2 separate regions of the Homo sapiens genome follow, and region 1 is linked to region 2. A link is a loop called in an ENCODE intact Hi-C map of the cell type or tissue named here. Cell type or tissue: HepG2. All regions are shown on one strand. Each heading gives the region's core, and the rest is flanking DNA. Links, peaks and the distances in the headings are about the cores only. Region 1 overlaps CCN2-AS1 (CCN2 antisense RNA 1). Region 2 holds the start of ENPP1 (ectonucleotide pyrophosphatase/phosphodiesterase 1).

What was found. A loop is a pair of places that touch in the nucleus more often than their neighbours do. Peaks named below come from ENCODE experiments on the same cell type or tissue, not always from the same donor. Only the 100,000 strongest peaks of a DNase experiment are listed, where the experiment ranks them.
Region 1: it touches region 2 in a loop (5-fold over the local background); 4 of 110 quality-filtered maps call a loop at or near these places.

Annotation. Positions count from the first base shown.
Region 1 is chr6:131,902,919-131,918,855 of GRCh38, reverse strand. It overlaps CCN2-AS1 (CCN2 antisense RNA 1), which reads right to left. Exons shown (of 3, transcript NR_187596.1): 2 at 14,622-14,909. Among named protein-coding and RNA genes, the nearest start is that of CCN2-AS1, 8.9 kb to the right of the region's middle. RefSeq lists a silencer at 8,593-8,887 and enhancers at 10,924-11,450, 11,451-11,977. In HepG2, for the core only: a CTCF peak has its summit at 8,702 (motif pointing right); a DNase peak (open chromatin) is centred at 8,715.
Region 2 is chr6:131,802,257-131,818,193 of GRCh38, reverse strand. ENPP1 (ectonucleotide pyrophosphatase/phosphodiesterase 1) reads right to left here and starts at 10,174. Exons shown (of 25, transcript NM_006208.3): 1 at 9,919-10,174. The coding sequence starts at 10,158. In HepG2, for the core only: a CTCF peak has its summit at 10,517; DNase peaks (open chromatin) are centred at 9,873 and 10,413; H3K4me3 peaks cover 2,952 bases.

The sequences.
Region 1 (15,937 bases), core at 3,965-11,964, 100 kb before region 2:
GCCTCCAGGGCACCCAAGACTGCCCTGCAAGCAGGTCTGGCCAGGCTGGGACCCCAGAAAGGCCAGCAGACCAAGGGGTGCTCAGGTCGAATCAGCCCTGTCTGATGGACAAGACCACCCTGCAGAGATCAGGATGGACAGTTCCCCTAGGGCTAAAGTCTCCTATGGGAGCAAGTCAGGCCTGGGGAGATGGCTCTCCCTGGCTGTGCTCCACTGCAGGTGCTCCCACATCAAATCGTCCTGGCTCCACATCAGCTTGCTTGCCCTCCCACGACTTCTCTAAGGAGCTCTTCTTGCCAACTTGAGTGTCCATGGTGATCAAGGGATCTTCTCTTGCCGGGGTTCCAGAGGCCCGTGGAGAGAGCAGGTTGCTCCTTGCCAGTTCAAGTCACCCATTCTCCTGGAGCTGTTGTGGTCCAAAAATCAGTCCCAGTGAGCAGTATCCCCAGGCAGTGTTCCCAGGTTTCTTCCCCTCCAGCCCAGCTTCTGTGTCTTCCCTCCATCCACTCTCAGTGCCTTGCCTCTGAGGATCTGTTAGAAGCATGCCAGTTATCTGGGTCCCTCTGTGGGAGCTGTTCCACCTGGCTGTGTCTATTGGGCTATGTCTAGCCAGCTATATTGCATTCCCCCACTTGCCCCCATATCTGTATGTCTTCTTTTGAGAAATGTCTATTTAGATCCTTTGCCCTGTATTTTAATCAAATTATTAGATTTTTTCCTATAGAGTTGTTTGAGCTCCTTATATATTCTGGTTATTAATCCCTTGCCAGATGGTGTTTGGTAGATCAGCTTTCATGAAACAAACCTTCTCTTCCTCTTTGCTAAGCTACCTGTCTTCCTGAAATCCTCGGCCTGAGTAGTGACACCAGCTGGTTAGAGGCATCAAAGGCAGCAATCAGCCCTCAGAGGACAGTCCCAGTGGGGCACAGGAAGTCAGCTAATGAAAGGGCTGGCCACCGAACCTCCTCATATGCCACTTAAAAGCCACTATTTTTACTCTTTGCAAGATATTTTCCACTTCAAAGCTGCTGCCTTTCCCCCCTTGATATACCCTTACTTCCCAATTAAATTTTCAGGCATGCTTTCTTCCAGTTTCAAGCCAAAATTCCTTCTGAAAAGCCATCTCTCCAAACATGGTTTTATGAGGAAAGCTAACAGACCTGAACTGTGGGGTGTTGAGGGCACCTTTGATATGGCCCAGAGCACAGACAGCCCTGTCTCCTCCAGGGTGCACTGCTAAACAGACAACTACTTTAAATAGACAGAACTCCACCTCTGCCAGCCTTGCCCTCCTCCCTTTCACAAGCCACATCCGAAATCTCTATCATCCACACTCCTCTGTTTGGCCTGGACAACAGAGTGACTTTGACAAGGCTCTCAGAATATTCTTCATGAACGCCAGCATTCCTCTTTGTGGTCTGGTTAACCACAGTAGATGAGTTTAGTTTCCCCTTTTCACAGAATTTTAGAAGTTGGTGGACAGATGCAAGACTGTAGAGATCTGATTACTTAGAGTGGCAGAATCAGAAGGAAAAGGAGAAAACAGCTTCACAGAGAAAATGGCATTTGAGCAAGACCCTAAAGGAAACGTGAAAGGCCGCCCATGAGGAGGGAAGAGTACACACAAAGATGGAGAGAGAAGATGTGAGGTGGATATGGGGCAAACCAAGGGCGACAGCTTGAGAAAAATCTAGCAAATACCATGAAGATGAATAATTAAAAGGTAATGTTAATAGGCTGGTTGGGGTCAGATCATGGAACAAAAAAGAATTGGAAAGTTATTCTGTGGTAAAAACAGAAACCACAACCATTTAATGAGCATCTATCTACCATGTGCCAAAATCTACCATAGCCACTGAGGTTACCATGAAGTCTCAGACACGGGCCTCAAAGTCCCCTCTAGGAACACAGAGGCTAATGTCTAGCCACCAGGTTCTTGTGAAACACATGTTATAAAATAAGAGTATTTTACCCTGTGACAGAAACAAAGTGCTTTAGGAAACCAGAGGCAAGGGAAGAAGAGGTGATGGTGGGAGAGTGGCCAAGTTCAGTGTCACTGCAGAGGAAGAACAGTTTGGACTGAGCTTTGTGAAGTGAGATAATGAGAGGTTTGGGGATTGATGGTGTATTAGTCTCTTTTCACATTGCTATAAATAACTACCTGAGACTGGGTAATTTATGAAGAAAAGAGGTTTAATTGACTCACAGTTCCACAGACTTAACAGGAAACATGACTGAGAGGCCTCAGGAAACTTACTGTATTAGTCTGTTTTCACACTGCTAATAAAGACATACCCAAGATTGGGCAATTTATAAAGAAAGGAGGTTTAATTGGCTTAGAGTTCCATGTGGCTGGGGAGGCCTCACAATCATGGCAGAAGGCAAAAAACACATCTTACATGGTGGTAGACAAGAGAGAATGAGAGCCAATCAAAAGTGGAAACCCCTTATAAAATCATCAGATCTCATGAGGCTTATTCACTACCTCAAGAACAGTAAGGAGGAAACCGCCCCATGATTCAGCTATCTCCCACTGGGTCCCTCCCACAACTTGTGGGAATTATGGGAGCTACAATTCAAGATGAGATTTGGGTGAGGACACAGTCAAACCTAATCACTTACAGTCATGGCGGAAGGTGAAGGGGAAGCAAGCACCTCTTCACATGGTGGCATGAGAGAGAGAGCTAAGGGGGAAGTGCCACACACTTTTAAATCATCAGATCTCATGAGAACTCACTCAGTATGATGAGAACAGCAAGGGGGAAATCCACCCCATGCTCCAAGTACCTCCCAACAGGCCCCTCCTCCAAATCGACATGAGATTTGGGCAGGGACACAAATCCAAACCGTATCAGATGGGATATATAGGCAGGAAAAGAGATGTTGTTCAGGGAGAAAGCAAGTGTGCTTAGATCAGTGTAATATTAATAAATATTGAATAAACAGCTGGAGGTGAGGGGAGATCTTTGTTAGTAGAATTACACGACTTCTATTGTAAATGCTTCCATTGTGGATACTTTCAAACTACCAATGTGAAGTTAACCAGCTTGCAAAACCTCTGACAATTTATCAATGGACTCTTCTAAGTAGGTGAAGGCTGGCCCCTGCACACCACTGCTTGGTTTGAATATGCTGAATTCGAGGTGACTAGTAAGAATTACAGGTCTGTTGATCCACTGAGAAGCTGAGCCAAAGCAGGGTCTTCAAAGACTCAATGGTCTGCTGTATTTGGGGAAGATGGCACTGAGTAGGTAGCCTCCAGGTCTTATGCCCCTATTCAACTGAAGCAGCTCTGCTGTAAAATCTGTTTACGCTCAAACAGTATGCACCGCTTCACCATTTTAGAGGCACCCAATAAAACAGTATTACAGTTGATATCTAAATTGAAAGCTAAATTCAGATTCGCAGAATGTTGAAGAGTTAATCCTTCCAAGTAGCCCTGAGTATACTCCAAAGTCTCTTACGCTGATGCTTGTTACCATATGTCTCGTAATCGCTTACTGCCACCTGCTGGGCAAAGAGATGTAGCACTCAAGGACAAATTGTATCTCAAGAACAAATTTAACCCTAAGCAGCTGTAACATCCAGTTCTTGGTCCTCCGGTGTCACTACAGTTGTTAAGACAGAAGCTGTTAAAAAATGACAGTCTAGGCAGTTCAGAGAAATGTCCCCAGTGGCAGCTGCAGCCATCGCCAGTCATTCTGAGAGCTTTCACGTGACTGGTGAAGGTCCCATTGATTGGCCCAGACTTCAGTGACCCCTGAGGTACAAGGGAAGGCATTTCTCCCCATATGATGCTCCTCTCAGTGTTCAAAGATCCCAATGGATACTCCAACACCCAAGCCAACATCTTGATTCCCCCAAAATTCCCATGGCATCTGCATATCTAGTTCATGGGCACTCCTTACTTACATCAAATATCCCTAACATTTCCTAAACTAAAAATATCCAAGGATGATACTTCACTGAGCTCTAATATTTAAAAGACTTTGCATTGTCTATTATACAAAAACATAATTACAAGAGCTAAATATAGTTGCTGACTTACTTTTCTTACTTCACAAGGAAAGAGGACTTCATTATGAGAAGAAAGAAAAAACACTCAAAAGAAGGCACAAAAGATATTTTAAAGTTATTGATGGGCTAATTATTAATGTGATCACCACTTTTCATATGATAACAACAAGGTGAAATTTACAGTTATTTATGAATATGCTAATATGGGTATTAAAAATTTTTACCAGGAGTGAAAATTTTTCTTTGTATTATTTATTATTTTTTCTAGGTGTGTGTGTGTTTTAATAACTACTACTTAGCATGACTCTTTTGTGAGTCACCTGCTCAACGTCACATGTGCTATGGTTTAAATGTGTATCCCAAAAGGCATGTATTGGAAACTTAATCCCTAATGCAACAGTGTTAAGAGGTGAGACCATTAAAGAGGTAGTTAGGCCAGGAGGGCTCCACCTTCAAGAGTGGATCAAGGCCATTATCTAGGGAGTTGGTTTGTTATAAAAGGACAAGGTTAGTTCATTCCTCTCTCACTTGCCCTCTCTTGCCCTTCACCTTCCTCTATGGGATGACATAGCACAAAAGCCCTCATTAGCACTGGCACCATGATATTGGACTTTTCAGCCTCCAGAAATGTGAGCCAATAAAAATTTCTGTTTTTTATTAAAAATTAAAATAAAATAACTACTATTTAATACAAAAATGGAAACTTCGTAAACATAACAACTAACATTCTGATTTAACTTGATTGAGAAAAATTAAATAAAGTGGAGTTTCTTGAGCCTTAGAGTGGTGGACAAATTCAGATGTTACATTTGTTTCTAAAAACAGAGCATACTAATATCAACCCCCCCTTCCCAAAAAAATACCCTACAGCTAACATCATTCTTCACGACGAAAGACAATACGTTCTTGCTAGAATCAGGAACAAGGCGAAAATGTCCACTTACCACCGCTTTTCAGCATGGTATTAGAAGTTCTAGCCAGTGCAATAAAGCAAGGAAAGGAAATAAAAGGTATGCATATTGGAAAGAGAAAAATAAAACTGTCCCTTTTTGTAGAGAGCATGATTGTCTATCTACAAAAGTCCCAAGGAATCCACCAAAACACCCTCCTAGAACAAAAACTAATTGTATTTCTACATACTAGCAATGGAAATGTGGAAGGTAAAATTTTAGATACAGTAGCATTTACAATTGCTAAAAATATTCTTGAGTGTGAATCTAATAAAAACAAGCCAAAAACTACGAAATAGCAATGAAAGAAATCAAAAATCTAAATGAATGGAGAGACATACTGTGGTCATGGATCAGACAACTCAACACTGTTAAGATGTCAGTTCTCCCCAAATTGATACATAAGTTTATTGCAATTACCAGCACAATCCCAGCAAGAAATTTTGTTGATAAGGACAAAGACAAGATTATTCTAAAATTTATATGGTGCTGGGCACAGTGGCTCTTACTTGTAATCCCAACACTTTGGGAGACCAAGCTGGGAGGGTGCTTGAGCCCAGGAGTTCAAGACTAGCCTTGGCAAAGTAGGAAGACCCTGTTTGTTTGTTTGTTTGTTTGTTTGTTTGTTTGTTTGTTTGTTTAGAGACGGAGTCTCAATGTCTCCCAGGCTGGAGTGCAGTGGCGCCATCTCGGCTTGCTGCAACCTCCCACCTCCCGAGTTCAAGCAATTCTCCTGCCTCAGCCTCCCGAGTAGCTGGGACTACAGGTGCATGCCGCCATGCTCTACTAATTTTTTGTATTTTAGTAGAAACGGGGTTTCACCATGTTGCCCAGGCTGGTCTTGAATTCCTGAGTTCAGAAAATCCGCCCGCCTTGGCCTCCCAAATTGCTAGGATTACAGGGAACTGCGCCCGGAGTAAGACCCTGTTTCTAAGAATTAAAAAAAAAAAAAAAAAATTAGCCGGGTGTGGTGGTCCACACCTGTGGTCCCAGTCACTCAGGAGACTGAGACAGGAGAATCTCCTGATCCTGGGAGGCTGAGGCTGCACTGAACAGTGATCATGCCACCGCAGTCCAGCCTGGGTGATAGAGTGAGAACTTGTTTCAAAAATAAAATAAGATAAAATGTATATGGAAAGGCAAAGGAACTAGAATAGCTAAAAACAATTTTGAAAAAGATGAATCAAGTGGGAAGACTCACTCTACCCAATTTCAAGACTTACTTTGCCGACACAGTAAACAGGTTACATGGTACTGATGGAGGGACAGTGACATAAATCAATAGAACAGGATAAAGAACCCAGAAGTACACCTAAGAAAATACACTGAACTGAGTCTTAACAAAGGTCAAAAAGCATTGCAATGGAGGAAAGATAGCCTTTTCAATATACGGTCCTGCAGCTATTGTATATTCATAAGTAAAAATGTGAACCTTGACCTAAATCTCACACATTATATAAAAATTAACTCAAATTTTTGAATCATAGATTTTAAAGTAAAATGTAAACTATAAAACTTTAGAAGAAATCATAGACAAACATTTTCAGGACCTGGGGTTTGACGAAGAGTTCTTAGACATGACACCAAAAGCATGCTTCATAAAAGAAAAAAAAAATGATAAATTAAACTTCATCCAAATTAAAAGTGTTTGTCCTGCAGAAGACCCAGTAAAGATGTGAAAATACAAGCCGCAGACTAAGAGGAAATATTTGCAAACCACATATCTGATAAAGGAGTCATGTCTAGAATTCATAAACACTCTCAATCTGCAACAGTAAAAAGTTAAACTATTCACTTAGAAAATGGCAAAAGACGTGATGAAGTATTTCACCAGAAAGCATACATAAATGTCAAATAAGCACATGAAAACATATGCAACACCTAATCCAATTGTGAAATGCAAATTAGGATCACTATGAGCTATCACTGCATGCCTATTAAATCAAATCAATGAAAAATAATGACAATAATGAAAAATAATGCCTGTAAGAATATGGAAACACTAGATGTTTCACACATCGCGGGTGGTGATGTTAAGTGTTATGGCCACTCTGAAAAACTGTTTGGCAGTTTCTCAAAAAGAAATAAACATTCACTTACTAATCAACCTAGCAATCATCCTCCTGGACATTTAACTCAGAGAAATGCAACTTTAAGTCCATAAAAGAACCTGCATATAGTTGTTCATAGCAGTGTTATATGTAACAGATAAGAACTGGAAATAACTGAAAATGTCCTACAATAGGTGAGTGATTCAGCAAACTGTGTACCTCCAAACTAGAAATATAACTCGGCAGTAAAAAAGCAATAAACTATTGATACACAGCAACTTGGCTTGATTACAGGAAAGTGCACTAATTGGGGGGAATAAAGCCAATCTCAAAGGGTCACATACTGAATGATTTCATTTATATAACATTGAAGCTACAAGCTATTACAGGTTACAAGCTTAGTTTATTCTCTGCATTAGATTTGCATGATTTACTTCTCTGTGTCTCTTTATTAGATGTCATCTCCAGTGCCAATGTCATCCTTTAATAGATGAACAGTTGCCAGGGTTTAACGATGCTAGAGGGAGGAGGTTAGTAGTATTGTAAAGCGGTAGCCCTGGAAGATCCCTGTGGTAATGAAATAGTTATATATCTTGATTGAAGTGGTGCTTATCAAATCTAAACATATGGTAAAAGGACATAGAATTATGCACATGCTTTTTATCATTGTCAATCAACTCCTTGGTTTTGATGATGTAATCACTGGGGAAACCAGGTAAAGGATACACAGAACCTCTGTACTATCCATCTCTGCAATTTCCTGTGAATTTGTAATTATTTCAAAATGAAAGTCTTTTTTAAAAAAAAATCCAACTCACAAGAATAGAGAGAGGATGCGCTTTGACAATTAATATATTTGTGTGCTATGCATGATCGAATTACCTCTTCTTGGTAAATTCAAAGGGCAGGAAGTCCGGGCGTGGTGGTTCATGCCTGTAATCCCAGCTACTCAGGAGACTGAGGCAGGAGAATCGCTTGAACCCAGGAGCGGGAGGTTTGCAGTGACCCGACGTGCCACTGCACTCCAGCCTGGGCAACAGAGCGAGACTCAGTCTCAAAAAAAAAAAAAAAAAAGAAATAATTAATTTAAAAAAAAGACAGGAATCCAATATATTAATTATACTCCTGCTGAATCTCTTTACTGCTTTCTTTATGCCGTAATTCTTATACTGTAGTACACAGATGGTTTCTATTACACTTACAACTCTTTACTAAATTTGATTTAATGATTTACATGTCTATATCCCTCTATCAGATATCAAACCTGGGTCCACACCAATGTCATCTTTGAAATCCCAGTGTTTGGCACAACAATGCATATTAAGAGTTAAATACAGGTTGGTGAATGAATGAGCTATAGTCAAATAAGTTGTACATTCATTTTAAGAAGTGGAAGAATTGGATTTAATCATTCCACAATGTATACACATATCGAAACTTTACATTGTACACCATAAATATATACAATCTGTCATTTGTCAATTAAAATATTTAAAAGAAATAAATGGAAGAATGTAAAAGTGAATAACTTCAGATAATAGCTATGGGAGTTTGGTGTCTTTCTAGGAAATATTTTGATGAATGAAAGCACCTACATTTTAATGACAAGAGCATCTTACTGAGAACGTTCTCTCTCTAGCTGTCCTGGTTCCTTCCCCAAACTGAACAATTCCAAGACTTGCCAGCAGGGGGAGAGCAACTCTTTAGAGATGGCCTCTAACTATATGCTACTCTGCAGCTGTAGGAGTTTCCTATGTTCAATTTTATCTGATGTATAGAGTTAACAATGTTTCTAAAGTGACAACTGTATTTATTGTTGTTGTTTTTAGTATTGCTGTGAAACATAGTCATAACAAACTTGTAAATTCTCCATCTACAATCAGGATTTACCATTTATGCTGTCAACACGTCCTCTTCTTCCTCCTCATTAAAAAAAAAAAATTGTGGTTAACCACAATTTTTAAAAAACCCACATAACATAAAATTTACCATGTTAAACACTTGTAATTATGTGGTTTAGTGGTGTTAACACATTGTTGTGCAACAGATCCCTAGAAAACAGATCTCTTGTAAAAGTGAAAATCTACACCCATTAAACAACTCTCCATTCTCCCAGCTCCTCGTAAGCACCATTCCACTTTCCATTCTAGAAATTTGAGATCTTTGGATGCCTTATATAAGTGGAATCATACATTGTCTTTCTTGTGAATGGCTGATTTTACTTAGCATAATGTCCTCAAGGTTCATCTATGTTGTAGCATATGTGAGATCTTCCTTCTTTTTTAAGGCTGAATAATATTCCATAAATATCCCACATTTTATGTATTCATTTATCTGTCAATGGCCACTTGGGTTGTCTCCACCCCCTGGCTACTGTGAACAATGCTGTGAACATGGGTATGCATCTACTACGTCCTTTGAAGTATGGAATCAATATGCACACCCAAACGACTTTTGCCCCAATTCTTTTTTTTTTTTTTTTTGAGACAGTTTCACTCTTTTTGCCCAGGCTGGAGTGCAGTGGTGTGATCTTGTCTCACTGCAACCTCCTCCTCCCAAGTTCAAGCGATTCTCCTGCCTAAGCCTCCCAAGTAGTTGGGATTACAGGCATGTGCCACCACACCCGGCTAATTTTGTATTTTTAGTACAGATGGGGTTTCTCCATGTTGGTCAGGCTGGTCTCGAACTCCCAACCTCAGATGATCCACCCACCTCGGCCTCCCAAAGTGCTGGGATTACAGGCAAGAGCCACCATGCCCAGCCTCCAATTCTTTATTTTTTTGAGACAGGGTCTCACTCTGTTGCCCAAACTGGAGTACAGTGGTATGATCATGGCTCACTGCAGCCTCAAACTGCTGGGCTCAAGGGATCCTCCCACCTCAGCCTCCTGAGTAACTGGGACTACAGGTGCACACCACTATGTATGGCTAATTTGCTTTTGTATCTTTTGTAGACATGGAGTCTTGCTTTCGGGCTTAGGCTGTGTCTCAATTATTAACTTCACAAACAACTGATGGAAAGAGGTAAAACTGGACCTATTATTCTCTGAAATGTTAGATTTATGTCAATTGTATTTCACAAAGTGTAGACCACTAGCCTCAGAATTACCTAATGTGTATTTATAAGGAAGAGCTACAGACTGTCGTGAGAGTGATGGGCAGGATTCTACCTGTCAGTAGGGTTTACTGAGTTTTATAGACAGTAATGGTAGAGAACCACAGCCTCAAGCCAAGTTTCCCCAAGCAAACCATAATTAGGTTCATCCAATCAAAGGGAGAGAGGCCAAAGTGGGTTTAAAATGACACATTGTATTATAAGAATGAGCATAGCAGAAGAGTGGCTTATACTCCCTCTTAATTAGAGAAACATCTAAACCTCCTGAAATAAACAGGAGATTCTGAATGTGACAAGCAGAGCCAGAATTGTCTCTGAACTCTGCCCCCCAGCTTTTCAGAACCCTGATTTTTCTCACTAATTCCCTCAAATATGAGGAAAAGCAAATTGACTATATAGGTTTACCTATTCCTTTTCCTGACTACTTTGGGATGGAAATCAGTTGTCTTATTTAGCTAATGCTGCATAACAAATCATATGTCGATTTATTGGCTTTTCACAATTTCCTATTTTTCACGATTCTGTGGCTTGTCTGGGCTCATATAGGTTGTTTTTCTTATGGGCTTTTCTGGGGTCACTTGTGCCGCAGCAGTCATCTGGTAGCTCTATTGGGACTGGAGAGCATAAAATGGCCTTACTCTCTCATATGAGAACTTGGTGCTGGCTGTGAGCCTGGACCTCTCTACTGGATAGTCTCTCATCATTCAAGTAGTTTAACCTGAGCTTTTTTTCATAGTGGTAGGAGCTCCATTTTCGGAACCTAAAGCAGAAGCTGCAAACCTCCTAAGGATGCCTTATAAAATGCAAAATGTCACTTCTGCCACATTCTATTTGCCAAAGCTAGTCCCAAGGCTAGCCTACATTCAGAGGATGTGGAAACAGGCTCTGCCTGTTGATGGGGGAGCAGCAAAGTCACTTTGAAAAGGAGCATGCAGAATGGAAAGATAAAACAATCGCTACAGAAAATGGTAACATGATGGGAAAACTGGTGAAACAAGGAAAGGGAAAACAAGGACAGGTACAGTGGCATGCACCTGTAGTCCCAGCTACTTGGGAGGCTGAAGCAGGAGGATTACTTGAGCACAGGAAAAAAGTAATAGAAAACAGAGTTGACAGAGATGTGTTATCTCCTCGGTAGGTGATAAATAAATGGGCCAAAGTATAAGAGCACTCAACACAGGAATTATTTATACCTCAAATGAAGAGGAACTTCATATGAGACACAATTCCGGAAGAGGAAAACAGCTCAGATACCATGGAAAGTCTGAGGACAACCTCAATCCATCTTTTCTTCTACCCCTAACTTTCATGCACGTCCCTGTGAAGAGACCACCAAACAGGCTTTGTGTGAGCAATAAAGCTTTTAATCACCTGGGTGCAGGCAGGCTGAGTCCGAAAAGAGAGTCAGCGAAGGGAGATAAGGGTGGGGCCGTTTTATAGGATTTGGGTAGGTAAAGGAAAATTACAGTCAAAGGGGGGTTGTTCTCTGGCGGGCAGGAGTGGGGGTCGCAAGGTGCTCAGTGGGGGTGCTTTTTGAGCCAGGATGAGCCAGGAAAAGGACTTTCACAAGGTAATGTCATCACTTCAGGCAAGGACCGGCCATTTACACTTCTTTTGTGGTGGAATGTCATCAGTTAAGGTGGGGCAGGGCATATTCACTTCTTTTGTGATTCTTCAGTTACTTCAGGCCATCTGGGTGTATATGTGCAAATCACAGGGGATGCGATGGCTTGGCTTGGGCTCAGAGGCCTGACATTCCTGCCTTCTTATATTAATAAGAAAAACAAAACAAAATAGTGTTGAAGTGTTGGGGCGGTGAAAATTTTTGGGGGGTGGTATGGAGAGAGAATGGGCGATGTTTCTGAGGGCTGCTTCAAGCGGGATTAGGGGCGGCGTGGGAACCTAGAGTGGGAGAGATTAAGCTGAAGGGAGGTCTTGTGGTAAGGGGTGTTATTGTGGGGTTGTTAGAAGAAACATTTGTCGTGTAGAATGATTGGTGATGGCCTAGATACGGTTTTGGATGAATTGAAAAACTAAATGGAATAACAGAAGGAGAAAAACAGGTATAAAAGGTCTAAGAATTGGGATGACTCAGGATATCTGATTAGAGAGTGCCTAAGGAGATTCAGCATAGTCCTGCCAGCAAAGATTATTTATTTACTTCAAGAGTTAAGAGTGGCAGTTTGGGGATAGCACCAGGAGATATCAGCTGTGATGGCTTGGAAGAATAGTGTAAACAAGAGCAGGGCATGTATGAGTAGTTGAGAACAGTGAATAGGAGTATGACTAGACAGAAGATAGCAGGGATGACAAGTTTTTTTGGGGCACAGTCTAAGTTGGTCTGGTGTCTGGAATGAGACTGGGCCTAATAAAAAGGAGCATCTATACAGGAGCTCAAATGGGCTGTACCCTGTAGCATTCTGAGGACAGGCCTGAATTCTGAGAAGGGAAAGTGGTAAAAGTATTGTCCAGTCCTTTTTAAGTTGGTGGCTGAGCTTGGTGAGGTGTGTTTTTAACAGACCGTTTAGTCCATTCTACTTTTCTTGAAGACGGAGGACCGTAAGGGATATAAAGGTTTCACTGAATACTAAGAGCCTGAAAAGCTGCTTGGCTGATTTGACTAATAAAGGCTGGTCTGTTATCAGACTGTATTGAGGTGGGAAGGCTAAACTGAGGAATTATGTCTGACAGAAGGGAAGAAATGACTGCGGTGGCCTTCTCAGACCCTACAAGAAAGGCCTGTACCTATCCAGTGAAAGTGTCTACCTAGACTAAGAGGTATTTTAGTTATCTGACTCGGGGCATGTTGAGTAAAGCTAATTTGCCAGTCCTGGGTGGGAGCAAATCCTCGAGCTTGATGTGTAGGGAAGGGAGGGGGCCTGAATAATCCCTGAGGAGTAGTAGAATAGCAGATGGAACACTGAGAAGTTATTTCCTTGAGGATAGATTTCCTCGATGGAAAGGAAATGAGAGGTTCTAAGAGGCGGGCTAGTGGCTTGTACTATAGCATAACCTGCTTTTGCTGGTGTGTGGCGATTAGGCCTGGTGGAACCGCCATCAATAAATCAAGCGTGATCAGGGTGAGGAACAGGAAAGAAGGAAATTTGGGGAAATGTGAATGTCAGGTGGATCAGAGAGATACAGTCATGGGGGTCAGGTGTGGTATCAGGAATAATGTGGGAGGCCGGATTGAAGTCTGGGCCAGGAACAATGATAATTGTGGGACTTAACAAAGAGTGAGTACAGCTGAAGGAGCCGGGGAGCAGAAAGTATATGCGTCAGGTATGAGGAAGAAAATAGATTTTGGAAGTTATGAGAACTGTAGAGAGTGAGTTGAGCATAGTTTATGATTTTGAGGGCCTCTAAAATTATTAAAGCAGCAGCAGCCGCTGAACGCAGACATGAGGGCTAGGCTAAAACAGTAAGGTCAAGTTGTTTGGACAGAAAGGCTACAGGGTGCGGTCCTGGCTCTTGTGTAAGAATTCTGACTGCACTAACCATGCCTAGGAAGGAAAGGAGTTGTTGTTTTATAGAAGGTGCTGGGGTTTGAGAGATCAGTCGGACACGATTGGCAGGGAGAGCACATGTGTTTTTATGAGAATTATGCCGAGATAGGTAACAGATGAGGAAGAAATTTGGGCTTGATTGAAGTAATGGGGGCTGTCTGTGAAGCTTTGTGGCAGTACAGCCTAGGTAATTTGCTGGGCTTGATGGGTGTCAGGGTCAGTCCAAGTGAAAGCGAAGAGAGGCTGGGATTAAGGATGCAAAGGAATAGTAAAGAAAGCATGTTTGAGATCTAGAACGGAATAATGGGTTGTAGAGGCAGGTATTGAGAATAGGAGAGTATATGGGTTTGGCACCATAGGGTGGATAGGCAAAACAATTTGGTTGATAAGGCGCAGATCCTGAACTAACTTGTAAGGCTTGTCTGGTTTTAGGACAGGTAAAATGGGGGAATTGTAAGGAGAGTTTATAGGCTTTAAAAGGCCATGCTGTAGCAGGCGAGTGATAACAGGCTTTAATCTTTTTAAAGCGTGCTTCGGGATGGGATATTGGCGTTGAGTGGGGTAAGGGTGATTAGGTTTTAATGAGATGGTAAGGGGTGCATGATTGGTCGCCAAGGAGGGAGTAGAGGTATCTTATACTTGTGGGTTAAGGTGGGGGGATACAAGAGGAGGACGCAAAGGAGGCTTTGGAATGAGAAGAAGAGCGGCAATGAGATATAGCTGTAGTCCAGGAATAGTCAGGGAAGCAGATAATTTAATTAAAGTGTCTCAGCCTAATAAGGGAACTGGGCAGGTGGGGATAACTAAAAAGGAGTGCTTAAAAGAGTATTGTCTAAGTTGGCACCAGAGTTGGGGAGTTTTAAGAGGTTTAGAAGCCTGGCTGTCAATACCCACAACAGTTATGGAGGCAAGGGAAACAGGCCCTTGAAAAGAAGGTAATGTGGAGTGGGTAGCCTCCATATTGATTAAGGGGACAGGCTTACCTTCCACTGTGAGAGTTACCCGAAGCTCGGCATCCGTGATGGTTTAGGGGGCTTCCAAGGCAATCGGGCAGTGTCAGTCTTCAGCCGCTAAGCCAAGAAGATCTGGGAAGGAGTCAGTCAGAGAGCCTTGGGCCAGAGTTCCAGGGGCTCTGGGAGTGGCTGCCAGGTGAGTTGAACAGTCCGATTTCCAGTGGGGTCCCACACAGATGGGACGCGGCTTAGGAGGAATCCCGGGCTGCGGGCATTCCTTGGCCCAGTGGCCAGATTGCCGGCACGTGTAGTAAGCTCCTGTGGGAGGAGGTTCTGGAGGAATGCCTGGCCTCTGCGGTTCAGGCATTTGGAAGTTCTTGTGTGCTGGAGATGTGGCTGGGGTTTGTCTCACCGTGGAGGCAAGGAATTGCAACTTTTTTCTATTATCGTACACCTTGAAGGCGAGGTTAATTAAATCCTGTTGTGAGGTTTGAGGGCCGGAATTTAATTTTTGGAGTTTTATTTAATGTTTTATTAATGTCGGGTAATAAAATGTATTTTGAGAATAAGACGGCCTTTTGACCTTTTAGGGTCTAGGGCTGTAAAGTGTCTCAGGGTTGCTGCCAAACAAGCCATGAACTGGGCTGGATTTTTATATTTGATGAAAAAGAGCCTAAACGCTATCTGATTTGGGATAAAGAAAAAGGAGCATTAACCTTGACTATGCCTTTAGCTCTAGCCACCTTTTTAAGAGTAAATTGCTGGGCAGGAGGGGGAGGGCTAATCACGGAACGAAACTATAAGCCGGACCAGGTGTGAGGAGGGGAGGTGATAAAAAGATTATAGGGTGGAGGAGCGGAGGCTGAGGAAGAATTGGGACCTAGCTCGGCATGATGAGGAGCAGTCTGGGGAGGAAGGGAGAGGTCAGATGGGTCTGTAGAAAAGGAAGATTAGAAAGACTCAGTGACGCTTGGGGTTGGTACTGAGGGGACATGCGGGAGGGAAAGAAGGAAGATTTGGGACGAGTTGCACTGGGCACAGAGACTAGGAAAGGAGTGATGTGTAAAAGAATGCCTGGACATCAGGCACCTCAGACCGTTTGCCTATTTTACGACAAGAATTATTTAGATCTTGCAGCAAGGAAAAATTCAAAGTGCCATTTTCTGGCTATTTGGAACTACTGTCGAGTTTGTATTGGGGTCAAGTGGCATTGCAGAAGAAAATAAGGCATTTAGGTTTTAGGTCAGGTGTGAGTTGAAGAGGTTTTAAGTTTTTGAGAACACAGGCCAAGGGAGTAGAAGGAGGAATAGAGAGTGGAAGTTTGCCCATAGTGAAAGAAGCAAGCC
Region 2 (15,937 bases), core at 5,608-13,607:
AACACAGTGAAAGGGCAAATAATGTCTTAATCTACTGAGTTTCTTTTCAATTCTCTCTCTCTAACCATAAGAGAGCATCAAGATCCCCCAGATGCTTGCTAACGTCAAAAAAAGCTTTCTAAGCAGGAGGGGGATCGGGAAACACATCTTTAGGAACAAGCTAGTTTCTCAAAAATATTCACCTGAAAACCAAGATAGTGATTTTTTTTTAAGACTCTCAAATCACACCTGTTATAGGATGTTTGCCAGCTAAGTCTGTGCAAAGTCCTGAAATACGGTGAGAAAATGGTCAATCCATAAATGAGAAACACTTGTGACAATTCGCTGTGACAATTTACTTCCTCCAAAATGATTTTCTTATGCATATTATACATATATATAAAATATGGAGATATGTACATACACACGTGTGTGTGTGTGTGTGTGTGTGTGTGTGTGTATGGAGAGAGAGAAAGAAAGAGAGACAGAGAGAGATTGAGAGAGAGAGAGAGATAGACATGGGGTTTCATTATATTGCCCAGGCTGATCTTAAATTATGGCCTCAAGTGATTCTCCTGCCTCGGTCTCCTTTAGAGGCATGAGCCACCACACATCCCAAAATCACTTTCTATCAAAACTCTCTATTTTTCTATTCTACTACATTTCAAAATAAGCCAAGAAGGAAACTCAAACTAAGAAGAAAAGCACAATTTCCCAAAAGTATACCTACTTTGGAAGCTCCCAGAAACAGCTGATTGTTGACTTCACACTAATAAAGTGCACTAATTTTGGCTTCCACCCAGGAAAATCTCATCACTGAACTACCAAAGACACATATATATCTCAATATAGAGGCAAGCTTTAGCATCACCACACCAGAAATTTCTTAGGTTCTAATTACACATTGTTATACTGAAGCAGGCAAAGGAGAGTTGGAAACCCAACAGCAGGCCAAGCTTGATGAATAGGATATAACATTTAGCAAATGAATGGGATGGCATTAGCTATTAGTCCGTGATAAAAATCTGTAGATAAAAGTCCTTCCAGTTACCATCATAGTCTATTATGTACTAATGGTGTGGCTTTTGCCTATAAATTTAGCCCATTGTTGCTAGAAGTAGAGTAAATCAACCACCTACATCTGAATAACTTGAGGTGCTTGTTAAAAAGTGAGGATTCTTTGGGTCCATTCCAAATCTATTAAATCATAATCACTGAGATTGGAGCCTAGGAATCTCTGTCTTTAACACTTCCCAGGTGGTTTTTATGCACAATAATGTCTGCATGGAAACCTGACTGAATCCCTGACTGAGCCTCAGATTCCTTATCTGTAAAGCAGAATTGACTGTCATCATACTTTCCTATTTCACAGTTGTTGAGTATTGAGGATCAATCAAAAATATATGGGAAATGCTTTTTAAAGCTGCCAAGTGCTACAAAAATGATTATAACCATCTAAACTTCTACCACCTACACTTCTACCAACACCTCTTCTAAAAACTAAAAGTAAAAAAAGGTAAAAATAATTTTTCAAAGACACTACAGATATCTTAATTCTTGCAACTAAATCTCAGATAACTAGAATACTCAGAAAATAGTCTTCCCGTTAATATTTAACTGAACATTCTGGTCACTCTTTTGAAAAACCTTAAATGTGTTCCTACATTGTCTTTCCTTGGTAAATGCATAACTTAGTTTTTATCCGATGACAAGGGATTTTCGAGCTGGGTCAGAATTCTGAGTATCAGGTTTTGTTGCACAAGATTTATGCTTAGAAGAGTAATCTATGTTCGGCCCTGAGCTCATTTGCTAAAAGGTTTCTTGTTTATTTTTTCTTGTTTGGGGGGTATTTTATGGTTGATGGAGGCATGCTTATTTTAACCAAAAGCAGATCTCTAATTACAAGTTGTATTCCAAATGCTTATTTGTTCCTAAGTTGTCTGGAACTTAAATGCCTCTCCCCATAGTAAGAAAAAAAAAGAAGTTATAAATCATGATAAAGTTCTCTGGCTTGTACAAAAAGGCCACAATATAGATGAAATACATTTGCTGTATCTTAAATGTCACACAAATATTTTACAATGGTAGTCATCAAACTTGAGAGCAAAATTGAATATGAAACTATTTTCATTTACCTTTAACATTGCTACTTAAGATAAAAAGAGTCAGCTGGATGAAGATGAAAAGCTGATACAGCCGGGCGTGGTGGCTCACGCCTGTAATCCCAGCACTTTGGGAGGCCGAGGCGGGCAGATCACTTGAGGTCAGGAGTTCGAGACCAGCCTGGCCAACATGGCAAAACCCTGTCTCTACTAAAAATACAAAAAAAAAAAAAAAAAAAAATTAGCCAGGTGTGGTGGTGTGCGCCTGTAATCCCAGCTACTCAGGAGGCTAAGGCAGGATAATCACTTGAACCCGGGAGGCAGACAGAGGTTGCAGTGAGCCAAGTTCACTCCACTGCACTTCAGCCTGCACTACAAAGTGAAACTCCGTTTCAAAAAAAAAAAAAAGGCTGATAGATAAAAATTTCTGTAAATGCTCTAGAAAGGTTAATGGCCCCCAGTTCTTTATTATACAGAACACATAAGGTCTCTCAATGTGACCACCAAGGATTTTCTTCAGAGTCATGATTAGGATATGATGGGGGCAGGAGATGACAAAACTGAGTGTCCAAAGTTAACTAAACAAGTGAAATAGAAATTAGCAAAGTGCTTTTGAAACAGTAGCTACGTATCCCTGAGAAAGAGACAACATGGAGTGGAAACAGCTGAGCTACAAATGGTGAAAAAGAAATACCAGAACAAGATTCAAGGCAGAAGAAAAGAAGGGACAGAAAGCAATGCTGAAGAAGAGCGAAGAATCACAAAGACTGAATTCAGGGTGTGGCAGCAAAGTTATCAAAACCAAAGAGGCCTTGGTGTAAGTGAAGGAGGCTCTCCTTCATACATGCCGACTGCCACACTTGGAGTGTCTGTACCTGAGAGAATGTTCACTGACTAGATTTCTGATTCTGAATCCACGTTATCACAGAGGCCCCGTCTGCCTTCTTCTTAGGCACCTTCACCTTAGTTGGGTACTTCTGTTCCTTCACTATCTCCTCCATCTCCCTATACCCAAATAAAATTATATCCCAGTTTTAATCTTACCCCTGAATTTATACCCAAGTGTCATCTCTATGTGGATTCCTGACCATCACAGACCCTATGGGTCCCTGCTTGTGTATTTAGTCTTCCCATCTTCCCCTTTTCCAAATCAAAGTGTGGCTCAGTCTAACAAAAAATGCAGTACATTCATTCAAGCAATTAAAAGCTGACATTGAGTGTCAGGTACTATCCTCTGCCTAATAGTAAAAACAACAGTCTTGGGTTCCTAGGAATCCTTTATGTATTTTATTAGAACATGTGAAACAAATACCATAAGGGACACAGAGAACACTTCTCTGGCCTCTTAAGATGCTCTGGTTATTCTGAAATTAAAATGTTCAACTATGGCTGGACAGATAACAAATTTTATAAACCAAAGGAGCAATGTCAACTCCAAGTCTGATTAAGAGCAGAGACTTAGCTTGAACATTCTTCCTTCCATATTCTAGAGTTAAGATAATGGATCATAAGGGAAGGAAAAGGAAGCTAATTGAATTATAATTTTTACACCCAAATCTCAAATAATGCCAGCTTCTGCCTCTTATAAAGAAGTCTTTCACAGCATATACTCAGGGCAACTTGAATCTATGCTCCTGGGTTGTATTCCTCAAACTTGGCCCAAATAAAGCTCTATAATTACATTAATTTTGCCTTGGTTTTTTTTTTCTTTAGGTCAGCAGGATTCACAGTGACTTCCCACCACCACCTGGTGTTTTTCTCTAAAATCAGTGCTTGGTACCAGCATGAACTCATTGCATTCTCCATTTTTGGAAGTCCTACCACATGTTGTGGAGATGAGGTCTCACTCTGTTGCCCAGGTAGGTCGTGAACTCTTGAGCTCAAGCAATCCTCCCACATCAGCCTCCCAAAGTTCTGGGATTTCAGGCATTAGCCTCTATGCTCCGCCAGAAATCTTATCTTGTGTGGTTGAAGCTCATTGAGATTGGATGGATCGGCATTTCCATTGTGCAAACCACACTCAGTCTTCCAGAGTGGAAGAATAAATAAATGGAATCATGAAAAGTTAATTGGCAAAGCTTACAGAAAGCTTTAACCTTCCCTGGCCTAAGGCTCTTCCATTTGCTTAACTTACATTCTACCCTGCTTGGAAAACATCAGCTTTCTCCTTTTGAAATAAGAATGGAAAGATCCATGCACCTGGATGAAGGAGACTACGAACCAGCTCTCCTGAAAAGTTGTAAACTAAAAATAAAATCCAAAGCCCTCGACCAACTGAGTGGACCCACTCTCTGCCAAGGAAACCCCAGAGAAACCTCAAAAACTGAGCTCTCAGTCAAAATAGGAAGAGAGGTCAAACGCACTTAATTCTACTCCCTCCCTTTTGGAGTTGAGGCGTAACAATTGACCAGCATTAATGTTACAATAGAAATAAGACCGCGAAAACGTCTCTGTGGCAATAAGACACCAAGTTATAAACAAGACCTTAAGGGTATGCAAGGGGAGGGTTAAGTCATGTCTGCACACCCATCAATTTTGCTACATAGCATCATGCTTAACTTACAACATCCCTTTTTTTTTTTTGAGACAGAGTCTTGCTCTGTCACCTAGGCTGGAGTGTAATGGTGCAATCTCGGCTCACTGCAACCTCCGCCTCCCAGGTTCAAGCGATTCTCCTGCCTCAGCCTCCCAAGTGGTTGGCACTACAGGCATGTACTACCATGCCCTGCTAATTTTTTTTGTATTTTTACAAAAAAAGAGGTTTCACCCTTTTTTTGAAGGGGTTTCACCATGTTGGTCATTCTGGTCTTGAACTCCTGACCTCAAATGATCCCACCTGCCTCAGCCTCCCAAAGTGCTGGGATTACAGGCATGAGCCATCACACACAGCCACAACAGCCCTTTCTGTTGATTCCAAGTTTTAGACAGAGCCTTACTCCTTTAATCAATTGCAAATTAAAGAATCTCCGAATCACCGGGCAAAGTGGCTCACGCCTATAATCATAGCACTTTGGGAGGCTGAGGTGGGTGAAATTCCTGAGCTCAGGAGTTCAAGACCAGCCTGGGCAACAAAGTGAAACCCTGTCTCTACTAAAATACAAAAAAATTAGCCAGGAGTGGTGGTGTGTGCCTGTAATCCCAGCTACTTGGGAGGCTGAGACAGAAGAATCGCTTGAACCCAGGAGCGGGAGGTTGCAGTGGGCCGAGATTGTGCTATTGCACTCTAGCCTGGGCAACAGAGCAAGACTGTCTCAAAAAAAAAATCTCTGAATATGCTGAATAAATAACCTGTAAGCCCTTGCTTTAAGATATCCCACCTTTTCATATGGAATCAATGTATACCTTTCATGTACTGATTTATGTCTTTGCCAGTAACTCCTGCCTCCCTGAAATATATAAAAACACACAGTAATCCAACTGCCTCAGGTGCACATTCTCAGGACTCCTTGAGAAAGTGTTTCCCCGAGCCACAGTCACTCATCTTGGCTCAGGATAAAGCTCTTTAAAATATTTTACAGAGTTTGGTTTTTCCATTAACAAGGTGATACTCTTCACTATTGTCAAGGCCTTATAAGTTTCTCACTGAAAATTCTAAATTAATTAAGGATTCTTTTAACAGCAAGCTCTTAGGAGACAAAAACATCAAAGATCATGGTCTCCAACCTGGAAGATTTTGTTTAATAGAAAATACCATCAAATAAAGGACTCCTAGCCACGTTAGAAGGGCCAATATCAGGCTACCCTGCCTAAGTGGACATCTTCCTCAGTGGAGATCTTCAACACTTTGTTCTTTAGACCAGGACAAGAAGTGGATTAAAATATTCATTTGGTTACCTTCAGGAATAGGAACACTTTTCATATTTGTATTTCAAGTTGTTTTGTTGATAATTGTCCTTATTTGTGTCATCCTTTTGATTCTTAAATTGATTATGCTTTGTATTTCTAGATGTCTAAAGTCTACCACAAAATTCTATAACAAAAAACTCATCATAATAGCTAGATGCTTAGAAATGACCCAACATACCTCAACTCCAGTGTAAGTGAATGACCTGAAATCCCGCTGCTCTGTCCCCTTATTTTTCAATCCAATCCCTGAATTGTTGCCTACCAATTCAGCCTTGGAACCTCACTAAGTTTTTAAGTGATAGTACTTCTGCCCATCTCATTCCCTCTGACATGGGACAAGACTATCCGGAAATGAGCCTTCCCAGCAATGTGGGACAAACTTACATCCAAAACGTTGATCATCAGTATTTTAAGAAGAGAAAGATTTTTATTAAAAGGAGGAAATGAGAAAGAAAAATTGCTCAGAGCAGTCTGAGATATGCGAACTATGCAAAATTTATCAGGCCCAGAGGGACATGAGCATGGGACTTCAGTCACATCACTGCACCCATTCCCAGGGGCAATTCTTTAAAAGCATTTTGTTCCTGACAGCTGCCTCACCCACTATCTTCATGTTCCTGGAATGTGTGATACAAAGAACAATGTATAGCCAACCAATAGCTCGTTATTGTAACATGAATGCTTGATAAACAACTTAGGAACTGCCTCTTCCTTTTTCCTTTAAAAACCCATTTGTAACTGCTGCTAATAGGAGCATCTACTCAGGGCAACTTGAATCTATGCTCCTGGGTTGCAGTCCTCAAACTTGAGCCAAACGGACTCTCTACATATATATAGATATAGATATAGATATAGATATAGATATAGATATAGATATAGATATAGATATATAGATATAGATATAGATATATGTTTTTTTAAAGAACTCTTTCACTGAAACATGAAAGTAGTCTTCAGTGACCACCACCCATACGCAAGCCCTTTACACATACACAGATACACAGATATATGTATTCATAAGTATAGCAGAAGGTCACAAACAACACAAAAAAAATGCTTTTGAGGAGCTAACTGGAGAAATGTATTGCAATGTAGTTGAGAATTACATGACTGTAAAATCACACCAAGAAACAAGAAGGATATTTAAATACATCTCCAAGTCAACACATCTCGGTGGAAGTCTACACTTCAGTTCAAAACTTCATTTACAACCAAGGAAAGGCATCTAATATTTAACATACCTACTGACACATGTAGAGAATAATACTTGTTTTTCCCTCTTGCTGTTTTCCTCAGTTTGGCTCAGTACCTAGGCACAAGCATTCCAGGGCCCAGGGCCAAAAGCCTCTAAAGCACAGCTTGGTGGCCCTCTCCTAAGATCAACCACCACAATGGGGAGAAGCCAGGGTAGGACAGAATCCTCACTCCTTCATCCACTCTCACACATCTACATCATTTTAGTTTATCTGAGAAAACTGCAGAGTAATGTAAAAATTACATTGCCACTGCAACATGATTGCCTCTGAAAGGCAAGGCAACGCAACTCTTCTATTTATCCTGCTAAATTAAAACAGTGTAGCTGAGGATCATAGTGCTGGGCCTCTCCTAATCCCAACCCCAGGTTGCAATTAGTTCAATCTGTTTCTGCAGCTTTATGAAAAGTGTGCTGAGGTTTAATCTGAAAACAAAAGGAATTCTATAATTGCAGCTCCTTTCTAGAAGACATATCCCAGAGCTCTTTGACGACAATTGTCAGGATGCTTTTGGGGCCTTTTCCATTTGGAAGCCCATTATTTGGGGAAGTTTTTGGGGGGGGGGCGGGGTTGGGGGAAAAAGGTATTGAAGTAGGGAAGGGAAAGAAGAATACGAGTTTGCACTTTCAGTTCAGTAGCTAAATAGCAATTTCAACAATAAAGGGTCTCACCGTGTCACCCAAGCTGAAGTGCAGTGGCACAATCACAGTTCACTGCAGCCTTAACTTTCCCTGGCTCAGCTGAACCTCCCATGTCAGCCTCCCAAGTAGCTGGGACATAGACGCATGCTACCATACCCAGCTAATTTTTGTATCTTTTGTAGAGATGGGTTTCATCATGTTGCCCAGGCTGGTCTCAAACTCCTGGGCTCAAGCAATGGAACCGCCTCAACTTCCCAAAGTGCTGAGATAATAGGTATGAGTCACCGCACCAGGTCTATTTGGTAACATTTGTATGTTAATGTCTCACAGTGTTCCATCAAAAGATATGAAGTAAGAATTCTTTCCAATTCAATAGATGCAAAAGACCCCAATTAATGGATAAAAAAGGTCCATAATAGTCCTACTTGTGGAAGTAAGTCCTAGGACACTTCCATGTCAAATGCCCAGAGTAGCATCATCACACAGAATGCTGTTTGACCAGTTGACTGCAGGTCTCAAAGACTGGACAGCTTATTCCAAAACTAGACCTTTGCTGATATCTGTTGTGGATGTATAAGTAAATGAGCAAGAAAAATTTAAAACCTGAATTTTGCAATTGGAAAACCTGTAAAGGTTTATAGGCATGTAGAAATGGTTTTACACAAGAGTTACACACTGATTCCATATACAATTATCGACTACCTCATCGTGTGTGAAACACCTCAAGGTATTAATACTAAACAATTTAAGTGATCAGGTTGTAAAAGCTAAGGTCTTCCATTAACAAAATTTTTAAAAGGTGACTCAAGAGACTAAGTTCTCATCAATATTGTGTTATTATAGACTCAAAACAGTGTTACAAGATGCAAAATTTTATCTTGAGATGCAAACATCATGTGGCTTGGGGTACTTATTCTGTGAAACTAAGGCTTCTTTTTAAGTACTAAGCATACGGCACCATCTCTTAAGTCTAGGAAGATTGATTCCTCAAAGTATTATAGCATCTCCATGATGTCCCAAATATAGTGAAAATGGAAATGCATACAAAATGAAAGGAGACTTGAAAAATTAGAAATTTTTCTACAAAGCATTATTCAATCATATGTAAGGGGATATATTTTAGGGTACACTATACATAGAAATCTGTGATTTCCATATAATACAATAAAAATGATTCTATTTCCTTGCTGTTTTCAATTTACTTCCCTACCTACATTCTTCAGCTTGATTTTCACAATAATCCCATGCAATGCACAAGGGAGTTGATGTTGTCCCATTTTCACACATTAGAAATTGAGGTTTAGGGACAGTTACGCAAGGCCTCAGCAAATAATAACAGCCAGGAATCCAGGCCTTCTCTCAATCAGCACTTCCCACCATGAATTCAGAATAAAAACCAACCCCCACATTTCATGAAGTTGACTGTGGGTCCTGCAAATGTCATAGCAAAATAGCAGAGGAGTAATAGGTAGCTTTTGTTAGCAACACAAACCGTGTAGCCTCTGGTTAGAAGAGTGGGCAAAGAATCATAAAGGTTTCTTCAGTCACATAATGTGAACATCCATGGAATTTCTGAGCACCTGCAAGGAAATTCCAAAACGGAGCGAAAGGGAAAAAGTGTTCCGTAGAGTTCCTAATAAAACTTAAAGAGCTCCGCTAACTCTTCAACTGCAATCAGTTAACCCAAGTGAAGTCATGTATACTGCGCCCAGAGCCCCCTAAAAGAAGCAACACATTGATGCACCTTCTTAAGACCAACAACTTTCGCGTTTGACATTTTTCTCCTCTAAAAACCCGTACTCTCCTGGGGCAGGGGGTCGAGTATTTCTAAGGATGACCGTTTTGAACAGCCTGCTTTCACAGGCATCCATAATTCAAGTGAGAGTGAACCATCCTGCCCTGGCAAGGTACCTGGCAGGGGCGGCTGTGTAGGGCACTTGCAAAGGCTGCGGAGGAGAGCGCGCGGGCGAAGAAGCACTCCCGGACCATGCCTCTCTCCGGTGCCCGGTGCTGACTGCGCTGAGAGCGCAGGAGCTCGGCGCCGCCCTCCCCGTACTCCCAGCCCTCCCGGGCGCCGGGGCCTGGCCGCGGACCTACCAGCGAGAGTACTTTATAGGTGTTGGGGTCCTTGGCAGTGCGGGCGCGCGCCGCCTTCTCCAGCGGCTCCTCCCCCACGTCCATAGGGGCCAGCAAGGACGCGGCCGCCTGCGGGTCCCCGGGCGCCTCGGCAGCGTGGCTGCGGCCCCGATCGCGGCCGTTCCCCGCCGGGCCCTCCCGGGGAGCGCGCCCGCCCTCGCCGCCGCGGCTCCCGCCCCCCGCGCAGCCGTCGCGCTCCATCGTGGCCCCGGCCGCTCCGGCCCCGCTGCCCGGCCGCGCCTTTAATAGGCCCCGCGCCGCCCGCCCCGCCCCGCCCCTCCCCGCCGCGCCCGCCCCTCGCGGTCAGATCCTTGGCTCCCCGCCCTACACCCGGCTCTCGCAGTCAGGGCAAAGCGACTCAACGCCCCGGATTATTTGGCTTCCTGTCTGATTTCGGGCACTCTGTGTGTCGGTTATTTTGGGTCCCTTACGTGGGCGTGTCTTAAACTTCCCCCCAAGCCGTCCCCTCCCCGCGCCCCGGCCACCCTCCCGACACTTGCAGGAATCGCCCTGCGTGGCCTCGCGGCGCGGGCTGGGCTGGAATTGCAGCGTGTGGTCTGCAGAGGGCATGAGATCATGGGGCCCCAAAATAGAGCGGGGAGGAGGAGAAGGATGCAGCCGCCGATGCCGGTCCGGCTTCTCAAAGGCGGGAGAGAGTGGAGTCTTGGGGTCGACCTGTGAGTTTCTGGATGGAAATGCAAATGAACCATGGAGGAAGGCGACTTTCTGTTTCTCCCCCTCTGCGCCCCGTCCCCCACTACCTACGGTACTCTGAGAGAGAAATCGTCCACTTAAAATACGTGGGTTCACATGTACTGAACACACGTAAGGGATATTTCGATTCCCACGGTTTTATGTGGTTTCTGGAGTCTTCTCGCTATTGTTTGTATGTATATTTGCTTATTTTTCTAGACTTTCTGTATTGAAGGTTTCAGGAGTTGGCGTTGCCCTCTCCTGAGGTTGACACTGATACCTAGCTATATCAAAAGTGTTAATGCAATCTGAAATACTTTGATAAGCCTTATTTTTCAACTAGGACGCTAACAGTGAGCTGATTCTTGGTGGGTTTTGTTTTACCTTTGATTCTGGAACTTGTACATTTTCTGGCTCATCACTTAGCAAAATCACCAGTGTGTAGTGAAGTGAGACAGAGGGAAACCAGTGACTTCGAACTACTTTGCAATACCCAGGACTGACTTCAGGTACCAAGGAAAACAATTAATTTTCAATACATTTTGAATACATGAATATATACAAGTGTTTACAAATGAGAATGAATGTTTAACAAATATAAAATGCATGTTATCCCTTTAAAATAGTCAACTTGGGATGCTCTTCATTTATACTGACTCATCCATCCACCCATCCATTTATTCATCAAGTAATGAATCCTTCAACTCAATCTTTTGGCCTCCAACTATGCATACCATATAAAAAATGAATTAAAATGTATCTTTCCTTAAGTGTGGTGGAAGCGGGGGTGGGGGGGTAGGACCAACTCGTAAACAAAATAATTAAAACCTAAGTCATATATGCAGAATAGAGTCACACATAGGATATTGATACAGGAGATAGAAATTATTTAGGCAGATAGTATGAGCAAAAGAGCCCTCGGCAGAACTTACCTTCTAACAAAAAGCAGCCCAAGAAATCACTTCCTTTCTAACAAAGAGCAACCTGGAAGATTGGGCTGCAAACATAGGTAAGGAAACTGGAAGCTTGCACGGGAGATGCCGGCAGCGGCACAGACAGAAGGGGCTACTGGGGCCAGGCATGTCCACCATGGGGGTTCCACCTCCCCTCTTTTTTACCACATGCACAGTAAGAAGGAAATAAGCAACACGGAGTAGCTACCTGCCTATATAGTAGAAGATTGGGGCCGGGGCTGCCAGACACTTAAGCCCTATGCAGATGACACACCTGGTCCTAACCGGGTTTTCATGCCATATGCACGAAACCGGGTTTTCCCTCCTTATGTAGATCAGACACCGCCTCCCCACTAGCTCATCTATAAAAACCCCTGCATTTCACCACGTATTGCAACCCATTTTTTGGGACCCCTCTCTGTAGCAGAGCTATTCTCCTCCTTTTGCCTATTAAAAATTCTGCTCCAAACCTCACCCTTTGTGTGTGTCCACATATTTGATCTTTGTGGCCGTGAGACCAAGAACCTCGGATGTCACCATAGACAACAAAGCTACTTCAATATTATGAGAGCTTAGTAGAAAGGACAGTTGACATCTGGAAGAAGTAAAAGCCTTCCCTCAAAGCATTATTGAACTTTTTTAAAAAGTTACCTTTGAGTCAGCTCACAAACCACCCAAGAGAAACAGGTTTTCACTGTTTCATAATCACACATATTTTTCTGCCCCAAACTTGGCTCCAAATTTTCCTTTGACTCTTTCCAAAAATCAGATTCAAGGACAAAGATTTGCTCCACTGAGACTGGTCAAATGAGTGTCAAAACCTCTAAAAGCAACTCAACAGAGACATTATCCAAAGTGCCTTTAAACCTGACAAAACAAATGGAAGAAGTGTATTGTCTGCATCTCAAGGCAACGAACCACTTTAAAGACTTAACATTTGGAAAACACAGTGTGCAGTCTCCAGGGTCACAAACATCTTAAGGCCTAGGGAAAGCATTTTTCTGTGGCATTAATTTATTTTTAAGATTTTGTATGACATCCTGGTTTTTCTTTCTTTTTTTTGAAAGCACAATATGCCATGAACCATATTTGACTGAGGCAGCCCTATACACACTGCAAAAGGCAAACCATGTGCCATGTTAAAGGTTGCAGCATCTATTCAACAGGATTGTGTGCCCAGTGTGGGCAGATGGTCAGATTTTTCAAGAGAAGCAGGAAATTTAAATGTTTGTGTGAATTCTCCGGTTGCAAAATGTTGTCTACAAAATTCAGAGAAACAGTTTCTTCAAACAAACAAAATGTAGCACGTTTAAAAGCCAAACAAAATGTAGCACATCTGCAGGACAGACCTGGCACACACGTCACCAGGATGTGGCCTCTGCCTAATGCTCATGCCTCATCTGTGCCAGGTGGGACTTAATATGGGTAATTATAAAAACCCAATTGGAAGTCTAAAATCGGAAGAATAAAAATGAGCCAAGGCCGGGCACGGTGGCTCACGCCTGTAATCTCAGCATTTTGGGAGGCTGACGCGGGTGGTTCACTTGAGGTCAGGTGTCTGAGACCAACCTGGCCAACATGATGAAAACCAGTCTCCACTAAAAATACAAAAATTAGCAGGGCATGGTGGCACATGCCTGTAGTCCCAGCTACTCTGGAGGCTGAGGCAGGAGAATTGCTTGAACCTGGGAGGCGGAGGTTGCAGTGAGCCAAGATCATGCCACTGCACTCCAGCATGGGCAACAGAGAAAGACTCTGTCTCAAAAAAAAAAAAAAAAAAATGAGTCAGATATGCCATTTTCAGGTTTAGCTATAGACATTGCAAAGCCTATAGTGAAATATTGCCTCAGTCTTCTTTATTCTAAATGATCTGAGGGACAGCTTCACCATCACATTCCAAAGTACAATAAGGTCATGAGATATAAAACCACAACACAATTTTTGGGTTAATGCAAAGGTGAACAATGAATGTTTCATCCTTAATCCTAAATCACTCTGTTTTAGTGATTGCATACTCTAATCTGGAATAGCAGTAAAGATGATAATTTAAGATTTTGTGTAAGTTTTCTATTAAGTTTTATTGTAACATAAATATTTAGACATTTCTGTCTTGGTGCTTGAAGCTTTGGTTGTAGATAAGGCCAAAACACCAAACAAAAACAATTTATCAATGTTTAATTATTACTTTGAAATATTACTTTGAAACAACTTTTCTTAGTGATTAAAAAATGAAATATGCTGTAGGGTAATTATTTTAGCAGCTGTTTCAGAGCTTTTCCAGCTTTCTTCTAATTCGCCAGTAAAACAAGAAAGACATCTAGCCAAATCTAAACAGAAAAAAAACCCACAAGCCTCTTTAATCTTTGTGAGGCCTAGGGAAAACATTTTTCTGTGGCATTAATTTATTTTTAAGAATGTGTATGACATCCTGATTTTTCTTTCTTTTTTTGAAAGCACAAAAATATGTCCCCTGGAGCAAGAAGCTTGGATAACTATGTGACCTTGAACAGATTACCAGAAGCCTCTGAGCCTTAGTTTCCTTATTTGTAAAATGCTCTTTCAGATAATATCTCTAAATGCCAACAAAATGTTTGACATTTCAACTTTACACAAACATTTAAATCTATCATTTGCATTTGTAAATCAACCACTCACTACCCCTAAGGGAGAGAATAAAAAGATTTAATTTTCTCCTATATTATGCATGGTTTATATATAATCTCTGGGAAGGTTTGAGACCTGTTATTGGGCCTGCATCTACAAAGAGGGTAAGGAAAGGATTCTTGCTGCTCTGGGATGAAGGAGAGATGCCTACAGGGATCAGTTAGGTAACAAAACGAATAGAGAGAATTCAGAAGTGTAAGATCCAAAGGAGAGTAATAGAACCTGGGAAAATGGAAAACGCATGTACCATCCAAAGAGAGTGTGGGGTTCTAATTAGGGAAAAGGAGTCAGGATGGCGGGACCGAGGGAAAGCAAAAATATAAAGCAGATAAGCTGTAAGTCTGCCTTGCTTTGTGGTCCAGAACATGTAGCCCTCTTGCACAAATAACTCACAATCTTCCTGCACTCAGCTATCATCAGACCCTCGGGTGATTAAAAAAAAATGCAAGCTAATTCACTGCAACCTCGGTGTTATCAGTACTGCACAAAGCCCTCTTCAGCACACAGCACAAGCACCATTCTAGAACATCCCCAGCAAGCCTTCGTCTCCTTGCAGTCAGCTCCTCTCTTGCTGGCCTGCCCATTGTTCCCTTGCAACACATTTTCATACGTGCTCTAATAAATATGACTTTCTTTACCTACAAGTATCTTCATAAATTCTTTTTACCCCCACACCACTGGCCCCAGATTGTCGCTGATTACCTGCTACAGGAAGTTGGTTTCTAGTCCTTCACTTTTTGTTAACCACGGTATCTGCCACTCCTTCATTATCTCTTACACTTCTATTTCAAACAAAATGTAGGGTTGCCAGGTAACCTGAATTTTAAGTTTGATTAAAGTACAATTTACCTATTATCATATCTACCCATTATATGCATACAGTTCAGTGATTTTTAATAATTTATACAGTTGTGCAACTATTAATATGATCCAGTTTTGGAACAATTTCATCACTTCAAAAAGTTTGTTTCTGCACATGTATAATCAAAAACTCCCATTCCAGTCCCAACCAAAGACTTCTCTGCTTTCTGTCTGTAGCTTTGCCTTTTCTAGAAAATTCATTTAAATGGTATTATACTAAGTTGTCTTTTGTGTCTGTCTTCTTTCACTTAGCATAATGTTTTGAAGTTCATCCATGCTGATGCAAATATCAGTAGTCCCTTTTTATACATAGTAGTAATTTATTGTATGGATATATCATATTTTATCTTTTCACCAGTTGCTGGACATTCGTATTATTTCCAGCTTGAGCTATTATAAATAATGCTTCTATGAACATTCATGTACATGTCTTTGTGTGAATCTGCATTTTCATTTCCCTTGGGTAGATAACTGGGAGTTTCATTGTTAAGTCATATGCAAAGCGTATATTTAAATTTTTGAGAAACAGAGAAACTGTTTCCCAATGTGGCTGTACCATTGTACATTCCTGCCAGCAACATGTAAGGAGTCCATATGCCCCTCCTACACTTACTATTCACAGTATATCAGTGGGTAAGGAGTCCACATACTTTGCAATACTTCCTATTCTCAGTCTTTTATAATAGCCATTTGAATAGGTGTTTGGTGGTACCTCAAAGTGGCTTTTATTTGCATTTCCCTAATGACGAATTATGTTGAACACCTTTTCATGTGCTTATCTGTCATCTATATGTCTTCTTTGATGAAAT